2 separate regions of the Homo sapiens genome follow, and region 1 is linked to region 2. The links are chromatin contacts, found by Hi-C or POLR2A ChIA-PET in ENCODE. All regions are on one chromosome and are shown on one strand. The core of a region is the stretch at or near the end of the contact, and the rest is flanking DNA. Distances in the headings are between cores, read along the strand shown.

Region 1 (3,476 bases), core at 1-2,500, 250 kb before region 2:
ATTAAACACATACTAATATTTCTCTGATGTATTGTTTTCCCTCAGTCTTCTTGAATAATTTGGTCCTTTATCATTCCTTGCTCACTTTTGATACAGATATTGGTAGAAAATTAGTTTTGTCCTGTGAGAAACATCATATTGGCATGATGATAAATGGTAATTTGGTATGGAGACAGTAGAGAAGGTAGGGAGGGGCCTGTGGCAAACTGTAGAATATAAGCTCTGTCCATGGGAATGAGTTGCTAATTATGCTGGGTATCTTCTGTTTGGTCCTCTGGATTCCCCCTCTCCAACCTTCTCCATCCTGTTCTGTGCCTTTTGAGACCAACCTTTATGGACTGGACTCAAGAGGTTCCCTTGACTTCAGCTGCCAGTTTCACTGGGCCCGTGGGGGAGCAATAGCACTCAATGAGAGGGACGGGGAGTGAAGTTTGGATGTTTATTTGTTCGGCATCCTCTCAGGGAAATCCTTACAAGGTGGCGGTGTCCTTCACTCAAAGGCCACAGCTCTGTCGGACAGGCTTTTCCACATTGTGCTGGCTCTCTAGGTTCCAGTGCTTCTCCCTGGACTTGCCCCTTCAGGATTGCAACCACTTCCTGTGTTTACCAGCCCTAGGGTACTGTGTTTTACTTTGTGGCTTCCTGACATACTGTTCACACATTTGTAAACAATCACTGAATGAAACCTTCCTCAAATTTCCCAATTTGAGTTTGCTATTTGGTTCCCACGTAGGTCCTGCTGATGTACGTATGACTCAGCTCTGATGAGTTGTGAGCCCAGTGTTGATTCTCCTCCTTTTCAAGAGAAGCTGAAATCGAAGTTTATATATAAAAATTCCACTTGTTTTTATCGTAAATTCAATTTTTTAAATGCACTATTCAGAGCAAAAAAATATCTCCGTAGGCCAGATTTGGCCCACGCAGTTAGTCTGCAACCTCTGCCATTTATGATAAGAAATAAATCAGATGAAGGAGAGGCCACTCTAGCTATCCAACCCTGCCAATATTGTGGAAACTTTATGTACAGGTGAGTGATGGACAAGATGTATTTAGTGTCTATAATAGCCAGATTCCATCGCTTTTAGTAGCACCAAAGGCCATTGAGTGATCTAATAAGAATATGATCATAAAAAGTAATGTGGCTGCACAACATTCTTCAGCATCTGAAATGTTGCAAATACCCTCACCTGAAACTAAACAGAAGTCTACAGTCAAACTGTGGTTTGGGATGTGCTCAACTGAGAATAATATTCTCATAATAATGTAGGCTGTCTGAGGCCAGGTTGTTATCAACAAAGGAGAGTGAAGAAATATCTGCAATGACCACCAATGTAAGCCCTCTCATCTCGGTTCTTGGAAATAGATCTTTGAAATATTGTCATATTTTTCAAAAACTTTATATTAAGTTCATTATTTAGTAATGTAAACCACATCTTCCCTTTCAACTTGATGATCTCAACACATATGTAATCATACATGAAAGCTTAGCTCTCCATCATGTCTCTAGCAGCAGTACTAAAGGGAATCTTTTTTAAGTTAGGATTGAAATTTAGGTTACTATACTTAAGCAAATTCAATATGTTTGTCAGAGCTTCACCCTAAATGGTGGAAGCTGTGTTAAGTAAAGCACTGAAATCCTCCCACATGCCTCAGGGGACCTGAGTTTTCTTTTGGCTTCTCATCTTTAATATGTATGGATCTAAAAGAGGTGCACTAAGCTATAGTGGCTACTTAACTTCCAAGATCTAAATGAATGTGCAGAACTACAAAAACCAAAACCATAAGGTATTAAAGAACACATATAGGTGTTTGTGCATTCATCTAGAGGAGAAACAACAACCAAAGATCTCCACTATTCATAATGTATCTATCTACAGAAGTAGACTTACTAGGAAGATATCTTAGGTTGGTGTTTTCATCCATTTGGACTGCTATAACAAAGTACCACAGACTGGGTGGCTTATAAACAATAGAAATGTGTTTAGTACAGTTCTGGAGAGGGTGGGAAGCCCAAGATTAGGGTGCCAGCATGGTCAGATTCTGGGGAGGGCCCTCTTCCGGAATGCAGACTGCCTAGTTCTTGTCTTCACTCTACAGCAGAGAGTGAGCTAGCTCTCTGGCCTCTTCTTATAAAGACACTGATCCCACCCATGAGGGTTTCACTATCAAAGACTCAACCTCCCAATACAATCCCTAAGTCCCCAAAGGTCCAACCTCTCAAAGACCCAACCTCCAAATACCATCACATTAAGGATTGTGTTTCAACATATGAAACTTGGAGGTGTGGTGAGCACAAGCAATCAGTCCACAACAGTCCGGTTCCTTAGAAGCAGAGCTCCAGACAGGAATTCTTGTGCAAGGGATTTGTTAAGGATGTGCTCTCAGGAGAAACCTGTAAGGAGTGAGGAAGCAGGAGAGCACAGGAGAAGTTAGACAAAGACGTAGAGGCAGCTAAAGCCCAGTCTCACCTGATTCCACAGCAAGAAAGGCATCACTGAATTATGTCACCTTGAGGCAAGGGAGCTGGGCTTTTATACCCTCCCACTCAGTCATTTTAAAAAATGAGGCGGCCGGACGTGGTGGCTCATGCCTGTAATCCCAGCACTTTGGGAGGCTGAGGCAGGTGAATCACGAGGTCAGGAGTTCGAGACCAGTCTGGCCAACATAGTGAAACCCCGTCTCTACTAAAAATACAAAAAAAAATTAGTCGGGCGTGGTGGCGGGCACCTGTAATCCCAGCTACTCGGGAGGCTGAGGCAGGAGAATCACTTGAGCCCCAGAGGCAGAGGTTGCAGTGAGTCGAGATTGTGCCATTGCACTCCAGCCAGGGCAACAGTGTGAGACTCCATCTCAAAAAAAAAAAAAGAAAAAAATGAGGTTTAGAGATGATATATGATTTTCCCAAATTACAAAGCCAATAAGGCTTACACCCTGTGCACAAGGTCTTAATTGTGATATCCTGCTGTCATTTTATATATGATACACACTTCTCCCTTATCTCACTAAATAATAATAATAAGCAACAAACAAAAGCTTGAAAATTATCAGTGAGACACAAGGAAGGCAGAAATTAGGAAAATTGTTAGTTCTTTTTTGTTATGATACAGATGGCAATCAGAATAAAAATAATATTAAATGAGGTCGAATGCCTAGTTTTAAGAAAGGAAGTTATATACATTTAATTAACGTTACATGCATTTAATTAACATTTAATTAACGTTAGATTAATATATATTTAATTATACATTTAATTAACGTTAGATAAATTTGGTATCTAATATATACATTTAATATATATACATTTAATTAATGTTAGATAAATTTGGTATTATGAGCTATACAGTTTAAAATAACTGAAGAAAAATGATGACAACATGGTATGATTGACTGTTCAGCAAACATATCTGAGTTTACATATCCAGAATAGTATTGTTCCCTCCAAAGCAGTCAATATGAGGGGATGTATACCTATTTCA
Region 2 (3,315 bases), core at 530-3,029:
GCTTGGAGGATTTAGGGAACGAGGAGGAGCCAGGTGTGACTAGAGAGGAGTGAACAAGCAAGCTGGTGAGAGCCAGAGAAGACATCTAGAGGGCATGCAGACAGGCAGAACAGAGCAGGCAAAATATGGGAAGAAACTGGGCTTCTGCTCTGGGCCAGATGGGAGCCACTGTAGATTTTAAGCAGAGGAGTAACGTGGTCTGGTTTACATTGAACAGAAGCCTGCAAGGATGAGAGATTGAAGGGACAACAGTGAAGTGAGGGACAACAGTGAAGTGAGGGACAACAGGTGGGGGGGTGTGGCGGTGGCAGTGGGGGTTGGGGGGGTTAGTGCAATGGTCCAGGGAAGAATGATGAGGGTCTCAGAGCAGGTGACAGCCGTGGAAGCAGTGAGCAGTGGTGGAATTTGAGAATGATTTAAAAGATAGAGCTGACAGGACAGGGGTGGTGACAAAGTGACACATCATGGATGGCTACAACAGTTTTGACCAGAGCCCCTCGAAGAATGGAATTACTGTTTATGGAGGAGCAGAGGAGTGTGGGAGTAACACACCTGGTGGTCTGTATCAATAGTTCAATTTGCCACATGTTAAGTTCAAGATGCTTATTTCATCTCCAAGAAAAGATGTCAGGCAGCTAGCCGGATACACAGTTTGAAGGTCTGGGAGTGGTCCTGGCTAGGCATATACATTCAGGCATCCTCAGTGCTTACACATAGTACTTAAACCCATAAGACTAGACCATCACCAAACCAGAAGTACAGACAGAAAAGCTAGGAGGTCAGCGCACGAAGCTCTGGGCTGCTCCACACCCTCTACTGTGGCCCCTCCTGCAGATCAAGTGAAAATCCAAGATTGGGCCAGGCTTTCCTAGCTTGCCTCAAGGGTGAGGGCTGTGTGGTGGGGGTGAGCAATCTGCACAGCCCCTGCAGCCCCGACACAGTCTCACTGCTGCTCTGGCCGGGACAACCTTGGTGGTGTCTCCTCTGCAGCTCTGCTTCTGGCACAAGAAAGGCAGCCAGCTCTCTCATCCACCCGGCCGGCTTTCTCTCTCGACTACTGTCAGTGAGGAGCACTGCTACTTCCAACTTCCAGTGAGAAAAGGAAGTCAGGGAAGTGTGAAGCAGCAGAATTTAGAAAGGGAAAAAATACTTCCTACTTCATCCCCACTACTTGGTCCTTTCCCCAAATCTGTTCTTCATTTCTCTCTCTTTTTCAGGTCTCCATTATTCCCAACTAGACTATAAGCCACTTGCAGGCAGGCCTGGATCTTATTCCCCATTGTCTGTCAGTCCCAGAAGACAGTTGCTACTCAGTAAGTATTTGATAAATGAATAAAAATGGGTACTAATTTTCTCACATTCTCTCTTCTTTGCTTTCAATCTTTTTTTAATGAAAATAGATATCTGTTCAGGCCTTTCTACTTTTACTATTGTCAAATATTGCCTAATTTATAAATCTTGCATTGACTTTCCTTCTCTGCAGGGCAAAAGAAGGAAAGAAAAATTACCCATTGATTTTGTAGAACTTCTTAATCAAATCTTGTCTCTTTGCAAAATCTCATTCTCAGTAAAGATGCTTATGAAAATCCCTCAGAAAAATATCACATGCGTAATAAAACACAACTTTTTAAATGGATTTCAGTCTGCCCTTCCTCACCACACTTCTTGTTCTGTCATTACTGAAATATTCCTGGGAAGTTTCCTCACCACAAATAATGCCCATGAGAAGCAGCGTGATAAGAGTCATTCACGTCCCAAGAATGTGGGTGTGTTGACAAACTTCAAAACTGGCTGGGTGACCTGATGATGTCTTATGCAAATGCCATTTTAAAGGAAGAAGCCCTTTCTTGGAGGTCTCATGCCTGGGTGTATGCATTTATGAAAGAGTCCTGTGCAGCAGTACAAAGAGTTGAATGCTACTTCTTGCGGGTTCTGCATGATTCTCAGGCTCGGTTATCTTTTTTTTTTTTTTAAGAGTACTGCCAGTTATATATTTGAGAGCCCCTTTGAAGAGGCCTCTGCCTTACAGCATAGGGTTGATTACTTACAAGTGTTCACTCCAATTCCCTTCCTCCTCAAGGCTCCACAGTCAGAAGCTACAGCCATGGGAAGCTTTGAGTATTTCTCCTTTCATGTCCGTCCCCCACACCCCACCTCTTGAACCTGTCCACTGGATAATGGTTAAGTGTTTCCACCAGTGTTATAAGGTAAATCCTGATTTATAAAATTGAATTAGCTGATGAATAACTGATTTTTTAAAAACGCAACATTCAGTTCAAGATTTCTGCAATTTGTGACATCAGCTAGGATTAAAGCTGAGTCTCTAAAAGGTAAATGAAGCCAAATAAAAAAATGAAAAACTGGAATCCAAGGGTATTCTGAATCCAAAAAATATGTACATATGCTAAAGGTGATATTTTAAATCACTTTTGAGATCACAGAAATCATTCCCCAAAATGGTACTGGAACAATAGCACGCAGACTTGTGGGAAAAGGAAGCTGTAATATTAATAATTAAGTACCATGGACTCTGACATAAAATGCTTAGGGTCAAATTCCTACTTTGGTACTTAAAAACCATATGGCCAATGACAAGTGATTTAACCCCTCTAGGTTTCAATGTCCTTTTCTGTAGAAGGAGAAGAATAAAATAACCTACCTTATAGCATTGGCATGAGGATTAAATGGGCTTATGAGAACCTACATACAGCAAACCCAGTTAATGTTAATTTTATCATTAAGTCTATTGCCTCATTTCCTTCAGCAAAATAAATTCCAGATGAACAAAGATATCAATGCAAGGAATAAAACCATTAAAAGTACTAGATTAAATCATAGGTAAATAGTTTTATAATCTGTTAGGCATGATATAAAACTCATAAGCAAAAAAGATAAGGATGTAGGGGGAGGGTGAAGAATGATAAAGATAGCTATACTGATTAACAAACATTGAAACATTTTAGTGCTTTAAATGAAAACAATAGGGCCGGGCGCGGTGGCTCACGCCTGTAATCCCAGCACTTTGGGAGGCCGAGGCGGGCGGATCACGAGGTCAGGAGATCGAGACCATCCTGGCTAACACGGTGAAACCCCGTCTCTACTAAAAAATACAAAAAATTAGCCGGGCGTGGTGGTGGGCGCCTGTAATCCCAGCTACTCGGGAGGCTGAGGCAGGAGAATGGCATGAACCCAAGAGGCGGAGCTTGCAGTGAGCCAGGATAGCGCCACTGCAGTCCAGCTTGGGCGAAAGAGTGAGACTCCGTCTCAAAAAAAAAAAAAAAAAAAAAAAAAAAAAATGAAAACAATAGTTTCAAT

The links. A loop is a pair of places that touch in the nucleus more often than their neighbours do. ChIA-PET counts read pairs that join two places held with the same protein, here RNA polymerase II (POLR2A).
Region 1: a loop to region 2 is called in a map of PC-9, with 7 times the contacts of the local background. The contact joins two enhancer-like sites. A Hi-C loop is called at or near these places in 2 of 168 maps with a recorded cell type or tissue (HepG2 and PC-9). POLR2A ChIA-PET finds 5 or more read pairs at or near these places in 1 of 52 experiments (MCF 10A).

What each region holds. Positions count from the first base shown.
Region 1 is chr5:39,098,190-39,101,665 of GRCh38, reverse strand. No RefSeq gene overlaps it. Among named protein-coding and RNA genes, the nearest start is that of RICTOR, 26 kb to the right of the region's middle. Within about 2 kb of position 1,250, at least 4 of the 41 ENCODE cell types and tissues checked have a DNase peak (open chromatin) inside an H3K27ac peak, as active enhancers do; they include PC-9, where a contact is called at or near this core.
Region 2 is chr5:38,852,700-38,856,014 of GRCh38, reverse strand. The region is part of intron 1 of OSMR (oncostatin M receptor); the gene reads right to left. Among named protein-coding and RNA genes, the nearest start is that of OSMR, 8.3 kb to the right of the region's middle. Within about 2 kb of position 1,779, at least 3 of the 41 ENCODE cell types and tissues checked have a DNase peak (open chromatin) inside an H3K27ac peak, as active enhancers do; they include PC-9, where a contact is called at or near this core.